Linked DNA regions of Homo sapiens: region 2 is linked to region 1. Evidence: chromatin contacts called from ENCODE Hi-C or POLR2A ChIA-PET data. All regions are on one chromosome and are shown on one strand. The core of a region is the stretch at or near the end of the contact, and the rest is flanking DNA. Distances in the headings are between cores, read along the strand shown.

Region 1 (2,500 bases), core at 1-2,500:
TTTTTTCTCTGTATTCCAGACTCCTGGCATTTAATCTATTGGGTGGGAATAAATGACGTAAATTGTACTCATATTTGCAAAAAGCCCAAAAAAGATGTTAAGGCTGTTAACAACAGACGTCTACGCTACAGTTGAAATGGGCTAGGTGAATTGAGACAGAATTCTATGAACATTTTATGAAGCTTTCCTTAAATTTCTAATTGAAAATTGCTACTGTTTGTGTTACTGTTGATTCATTTCATTTAAGTCTTGGTCTTGTAGATTCTATTGATACCCCATTCTTGGGGATGAAAAACAATGTTAAATGCGCACATTTGTTAGGAAAATGGGCTGGGTGGGAGACGGAAGGCTTTGGCCGCCATCCTAGGGCATTCCTGTGCATTGCGATGGTCAGCATTTCTGTATCTAAACATCGAAAAAGTACAATAAAAATACAGTATTATAATCTGGGACCACTATCATACACGCAGTCTTTCTTGACCAAAACATCCTTATGCCGTGCGTGGCTGTGCTGAGAAGGAGGAGCACTCGTCCTCTCCAAGCACATCCAATTTGCCTCAGTCCTCATGACTCCCGCCCTGTTACCAGAACTGAGCTCATTTGTTATTGAAGTTGCTTTTCTTATACCCAGCCCAGTTTTCCATTGATGCTTCCGCTTATTCTATGTAGGTATTTTCATTTATCACACAATATCCCTAGTCTAAGACTTCATTTGAGGAAAGAAAAAAAAAAAAACCTCTGCTGCTAAAAATAATTTGAAAACTCCTAGACAATAGGACCTTTCAAATCCCTTACAATTCTAACAACCAGTGAATTCATGCTTCACAGCCATTCAGATCTATACGTATGAAATACAAGACATATGTGTTCAACTTTCCTTCATCGCCTCCTTTAAACTTTCTTTTTTCTTTTTTGAGTCAGTCCCTGCAGGAACAGACCAAGTGAGCCCATTAAGAGAACAGTTCATTCCCACCTGCTACCTCGAGCCAGCCAACAATCTCAGCCTCACCACTCCATTCTTGATTATGTAGAACCATTCCAATCCTGAGTGACAGGATTTGCAAAGACAGCTGTTGGGCTCCACAAACATTTGGAGGAGGGGAAAATGTGAGGTTGGTTGCTACATTCTCCTACTTCTTTTTACTGAAAGGAACAGCTGCGATCTTCACATGTAAGATGAAGTAAACAAAAGCTGACAATGCCCAGCACCATTCAGCAGTAAGCATTCAAATGGATTTTTCCTCACCGCGTTTGCAGGCCCGGCACAGTCTCAGTTCCCCACAGCACAGAGAGGAAGCAAGGTCTTTGCATGCCCTGTTCACTTGGCCAAACATTGCCCTAGATGTGCAATTCAACCCATATAAAGCAAGCGTAATTCAAGAGCCCTGACTCTTTCACCATTTCATGATGGCTTATTACTCGCACACGGCATTGTCAGGTTCCAGCAACTCTGTGTGCAGCAGGCAGAAATGCAGTGTTTATCTCTGACAGGCAAACATTCTTAGGCTCATCGGCATGAGTATCCACGCTGAACTGGCTATCGGGGAAGTAGATCCCTGCATGGGAAAGTCAAGGTATGTTTAGAGGGACTCGATGATTCAACCCCATTGGCTGGTTCATTCCTTTTGTTTCCTCTGCCTTTTTATTTGCTTACACAGAAAACAGAGCATTCATTTATTTCTTTTCCCTCTCTCATCTCTATTAACCACTAGGGCCATCTGCCCATCTGAAACTGTCTTTGGCTGCATGGTTGTGAATCCAGGTGACAGTGAAAATGAAGAAGTGGTGATTGTCCCTGCATGTTTTCTCTGAAGGGTTAACTAAAAAAAAAAAAAAAAAAAGCCTTTGTGTCTGTTTCGAGTTCTCCAGTTGAAATACTGTACTCATTGAACTGCAAGAAATAAAACCTGCAAGTAGGCACTGTGCTAATGTAATAGAAATGTGTTAGACAGGGGCACTATTTCTTAAATATGCTTGAATTAAGCAAGTTCTTTTAAAAAGTGGGTGGGACTTTTGATGTTTTACATAGTTATATTTTCAATTTCTTGTGCTCAGTTTAAAACTCAAGATTCTTTGTTTCTGTGTGTGTCATTAGGGCAGGTGTTGGATGACAAGTAAATGCACTGAAAAATGAAAAAAAAAGATTTGTGCCCTAACCTCCATGAATTTGGTGACTTAATATATCCATACAGATCTGACTTTTAATCAAAGGTGCTCACAGGTGGGGTAAGGGATAAGGAGGAATTTGTCTACAGGATCCTTTTATCCTAAGTTGCCTTACAACATCCAATTGTGTTACCGTTTTTTTTTTTTTTTTTACAAACCCATTGCTAGGCTAAGAAGTATTGATTCCATCTAGTTAAACATGTCGAGTGAGAGGAAGTGATCAATGGATTACTTCTTCAAAACATTTATCCCCCCTAGTGGAATCCTCTGATTTTTATAACATTAAAGAGCCAGGTATAGGAGTTGGGAGAAGAATTTAAAATTTGAAATGTCT
Region 2 (5,142 bases), core at 1,758-4,257, 45 kb before region 1:
GTTTCCCAGGCTCCACATCAAGTTGTTCCACTGCTCACTGGAACTTCCCTAGTCAGGTTGGGCAAATAGTAATTTACAGCAATAGTGAATTTATCACTGACATTTCTTCAGTTCCCCTCTTTGGCATCTGCTTCTTCTTTTCTGTAATGCTGTTTGTTGAAATGCCCAACATTCTTTTTCTTCCCTAGAGCTATTCAGGGTGACCTTTCTTTTCGCATTTTCCCATGCCACTTCCATTATATCAAAATAAAACAGTCCTGTGTGGCCACTGCTCATGACCTTGTTTCCTGCCATGTGAAGATAGGATCGGCTGCTCTTTCTTCTCCTCCTTTTTTTTCAGAGACAGGATCTCTCCCTGTCACCCAGACTGGAGTGCAATGGCACAGTCGTAGCTTGCTGCAGCCTCGAACTCCTGGACCTCCTCAGCCTCCTGAGTAGCTGGGACTACAGGTGCACACCACCATGCCTTCCTAATCTGATATATATATATATATATATTATATATATAAAATATATATATAAATATATATATTTTATATATTATATATATAATATATATATTTTATATATAAAATATATATATTATATATATATATTATATATAAAATATATATATTATATATATATATATATATTATAGAGATGGGGTCTTGCTCTGTCACCCAGGCTGAAGATCAGCTGCTCTTTCTAATCTGTGGTTAGATAAGATCTGTCTCCCAGGGGATAAAATACTACCTGGAATAAAGGTATCTTTAAAATAATCCCAGAGAAGAAAACATTTTTATAGTATGACAGAGGCAGAGAAAACAGAGAATATTTGTTAAGGCAGGACTTTCACCACTCCCAGTACAATCATCTGTCTGTTACCTGCATACCTTACACGGGCTGGCACTGCTGGGGGTACAAAGTAGATGCCAAACTTCACAATGGTTAGATTCATGTTTAAAAAGCCATTGGATCAAACCTTTGTGAAAGTTTCCAGCTTTTTTCTGTTCCAAATATGTGTCCATTATAAAAGAATCTCAAGAGCATAATTGCCAAGATAGTCTATGTCCATGAGTATTTCAACATCTCTCATGAAATCTGTTCCCATCATTACTCAAGATATTGTATGAACAGTATTCCACATAAACTAGGTGCTCAATAATGATTGATTGGCCAATGGAGGGTCATTATTTAATGCACTACAATCTTTTATGCAAGGGGCCCACAGGAATCAGTATGATCCCATAGGAATCCTTTTCTTTTCCATTGAAAAAGAAACAGATAGTGGCTTGTATTAGGTTTCTTGTGTGTGTTGTGAGGTGGAAAGATATGAAAAGAAATTTGATCAGAGCATAAATCTGAGCCCATGGGATAGGAAAGAATGAGGGAATAAGGAAGAAAACACAGATTATAGACAGGAAAATCAAACCTATTAAAACTGATAATTTTCGAATACTAAAAATGTACATTCATTTGAACAAAAAGATTCTATAAAGCAAGATTTCTCTGTTCTTACCAGCACTACCATGCCCAAACTACCTTAGGAAATGAATAGCAGAGTCAAACTTAAAAGCACCTGAAATTTAAAACAAAAACCAATTTACATTTTATTTAAGAAAAGCAAACAGATGGGCCTGCTAACAATGTCAAAGTCTCGTTTACAAAGAAAAAAACAAATCTGGAACCTGAAGTCAAACGAGTTCAAAATAAAAAGCAAACCAATAAACAGAAACCAACATAAACAGAAGTTACTACCATCTCCCTCAGCCTGTGAAATTCTGGAACTTCTCTTTCTTTCTCGCCTTCTTCTTCTCTCACCTGGAAGACGAGCAGAGTGAACACATCAGGGGTTGTCAGTTCCCCAGATGGCACCACATTCATAAACCACCGACTCCAGGAGAATGTAGGAAGCTTAGTTAAGGCCAAAGTTCTCTTTGGATCTTCCTCATGGGCTTCAAGGCAAAAGAAAAAAAAGTTTGCTTGAGAATATCTTCATATCTATTAGTTTGAACCATGCAAAATTACAGTTTTTATAGGTAAAATGAGTGCATATTGGCAATTTCAAATGATTAACCCTAATACATTATGCTTTTGGGTATAGAAATATTCAGATCTTAAACATATGCTGTTACATACAAAATCAGGTATATTCCTGCTTCTATAATTAAAGCAAAGAGAATTTCTTTTGGTCACTACTCCTTCTGACATGAGGTATGAACCAAGTTCAGGACCCCTAAAGGTCTGGGTCTGGGTCATTTCTCCACCTCTAACTTGTGCCGCTTTCTTGGTCAGTCATTGTGTTCTGAGCTGTCTCATAAAACATCTGCTATGACTTTACTTTCTCCTGATAGGGTGGCTTTCCATCGTTGGCACTTCGTTGGCCTTATTGGTATGCTTTATACACTGGTTCTCGTTTCCAAATTGGCATTATTATTGTTATGATTCCTGCTGCTCTCCCACATTTCCCATCTTTCTCCTGATCTCTCTCACCTGTACATTTCTTACATTTTCTCCTGTGCTTCCTTCTTCCCATCATCATTGCCCAAGTGTGTCTTCTTTCTTCTCCTTGTCACATTTCCTTTGCCCGCTCTCACATATGCAGAGATGGCTCTTGGTTTTCCTTCTGAAATCTCATAGTTTGGAGGTAAACTTGTTAGCAAGGCCACTGAGAAGAGAACAAAAGGGAAACATAAGAGAAACCAAGTCACTATCTCTCTCATTTCCTGGTTTCTAGAAGTAAGACCCAAAGAACTCACTGTTTCAGTGCTTTCAGCTCAGGCCAAACTAGGGTGATCAAACTGAGCTTCTGAGTGCTGATCAAAACCTATAAAACCAAGTAGACAGACCATCTACAAATCTTCACTGTTAAATACCATAAAGAATGAAAAGGTCACTAATTGGTAAGACTATATGTGTGATAATTAAATTTATGCATCAACCTGGCTAGGCTAAAGGATGACCAGGTAGCTGGTAAAACATTATTCTGGGTGTGTCCATAAGAGTGTTTTCGGAAGAGATCAGCATTTGAATTGGTGAACTTAGTAAAGCAGACGGCTCTCACCAATAAGGGCAGGCATCATCCAATCTGTCGAAAGCTTGAATAAAACAAAAAGAGGAAGGGAAAATTTGCTTCTTTTCTTCTTGATCTAGTATATCATCTTCTCCTGCCCTTGGATGTGAGTGGGCCTTCAGACTTAAACCAGGAGTTACACCTTTGGCTTCCCTGGTTCTCAGTTCTTTGGACTTGGACTGAATTACACTGCCAGGTTTCCTGGTTCTCCAGCTTGCAGATGGCAGATCATGGGACTTCTTGGCCTCCATAATTGTGTGAGTCAATTTCCATTTTATTTACATATCCAGTTATGCATTGCTTAACAATGGAGACAGGTTCTGAGAAATGCATTGTTAAGTGATTTCATCATTGTGCAAACATCATAGAGTGTAACTACACAAACCTGGACAGCATAGACTACTACACATCTAGGCTACATGGTGTAGCTTGTAACCTCATGATAAGTATGTATAACATCATGATAAGTATGTATGTATCTACCATATCTAAATGTAGAAAAGGTACAGTAAAAATATGGTATAATCTTATGGGATCACCATCATATATGCAATCCTTTGTAGACTGAAATGTCATTGTGTAGTGCATGACTGTATACGCACACATACACAAACACACACAAATATACTATTGGTTCTTTTTCTCTGAAGAGCCCTAATACAATATGTTATACATTTATATTGACTCTATTTCAAAATTTATGGTTTTGGTGAAACATATGTGGAGATGGGGCATAGGTGTGTGAACTGGGATAGTGTCCTGCTGATGAATGGGTGGGAGGCATCATTTGGGACAAGCCCAGGGCATCAGCTTATAGATATCAAGAGCTCAACAAGAGCACTTTATGGCAAAACCTCCCACAAGACCTCTCAGAAGTTGAGAAACTGCTAAAAGTTTCTTTATGACAGATGACATTTATGGATAAAATAGGGATTAGCAGGATTCTTTAAATACTTTCGAACACTAACCTTCATTTCTACCAGGCAGTGGGGCCCCAAGTGCAGGGCCATAGGAAGTACAAGTCTGGGAGATACTAGGCTGCACTGTCTGTAGAGAATCTGAAAAAATAATAGAGTCACTGAAATGCAGTTTGGTATAATTATTGCCATGCATCATAATTCTAAATCATACTAGTGGTCAAATACTCTTCCCTGAAAAAACATTTTCTTGGTTTGAATTCTAAATAATTGTTGTGGTCACCACTGAGCTTTTAAATATATAAATACTTTCAAGTTTGCATATTTTTATTACCTGTTCCTTAACAAACATTGAATTCAACATGAAAATGATTATGGGAAACATTCGGGTATACAGTCCCTGACTCTTAAGGACTCAGGTAAATACTTAGGGTATTTCATGGCCCTAGTCTTTGGGGTACCACATGTTTCTTCTTCAAATCACAGATTCAAAATCAAGAATGATAACACAGTGATTGTGTAGACAAAATAAGTGAACCAAAATTGCTTGCTTCTGTCATTCTATGGAACCACTGAGAGTTTTTACTTGTGCTTAAAATTTTGAATAGTAAAACAGAGTGTCAACTTCATGCTGGAATATTTTTGGCTTTTTAGACACAATTTTAAGTACATGAAGTATTTTTACAAGACTAAGTAACATCACTGAAATTACAGCTTTCTTCTTTTTAAAACTGGTATTTGTTATAAAACTAAAGAGCGAATCAAGAAAAGCATAATTATTACTGATTATTACAGGATTATTACTGAAAAAGAAATGTACGGAATAGAGGAGGAAGGAGTTAACAAATGATCCACTCTGGGTGTTGAAAACACCAATAAGCCTGCTTCCAGGAAGTGCCTAAGACAGAGCTGGCTCAGCTTGCTGGGTCACAGCATGTAAGGAAACTGCTGGGCTACATGCCACCATCCTCAGTTGTCCAGATAGATAATCCCATAGCCCCATGGGGAAATAATCTTTAATTATGATATAGCTGACACCATTCAAAGCACTATGCTAAGTCCTTTATGTGAATTAACTTTTGTCAAATTTATTTTTCATAAATAACCCAAATATGTATACCACTATTATCCTACCTTAAAGAGGAGAAACTGAGCTCCTAAAGTTTAAAT

The links. Hi-C counts contacts between places; a loop is a spot of excess contacts on that map. ChIA-PET counts read pairs that join two places held with the same protein, here RNA polymerase II (POLR2A). Pooled maps may share reads with other maps.
Region 2: a map of left cardiac atrium shows a loop between it and region 1 (4-fold over the local background). The contact joins the promoter of CLLU1 here to the promoter of LINC02397 in region 1. A Hi-C loop is called at or near these places in 6 of 168 maps with a recorded cell type or tissue (GM12878, K562, OCI-LY7 and 2 more), 36 of 37 single-sample maps with no recorded cell type and 19 of 50 pooled maps. POLR2A ChIA-PET finds 5 or more read pairs at or near these places in 6 of 52 experiments (CD4-positive, alpha-beta memory T cell, GM12878, OCI-LY7 and 3 more).

Annotation. Positions count from the first base shown.
Region 1 is chr12:92,465,429-92,467,928 of GRCh38, forward strand. LINC02397 (long intergenic non-protein coding RNA 2397) reads left to right here and starts at 1,251. Exons shown (of 2, transcript NR_144532.1): 1 at 1,251-1,574. RefSeq lists a silencer at 885-1,179 and enhancers at 892-1,399, 1,156-1,305, 1,506-1,595, 2,376-2,435.
Region 2 is chr12:92,418,524-92,423,665 of GRCh38, forward strand. It overlaps CLLU1 (chronic lymphocytic leukemia up-regulated 1), which reads left to right and starts at 3,008. Exons shown (of 2, transcript NR_027933.1): 1 at 3,008-3,312. CLLU1-AS1 (CLLU1 antisense RNA 1) reads right to left here. Exons shown (of 3, transcript NR_144319.2): 2 at 2,491-2,650; 3 at 1,563-1,937.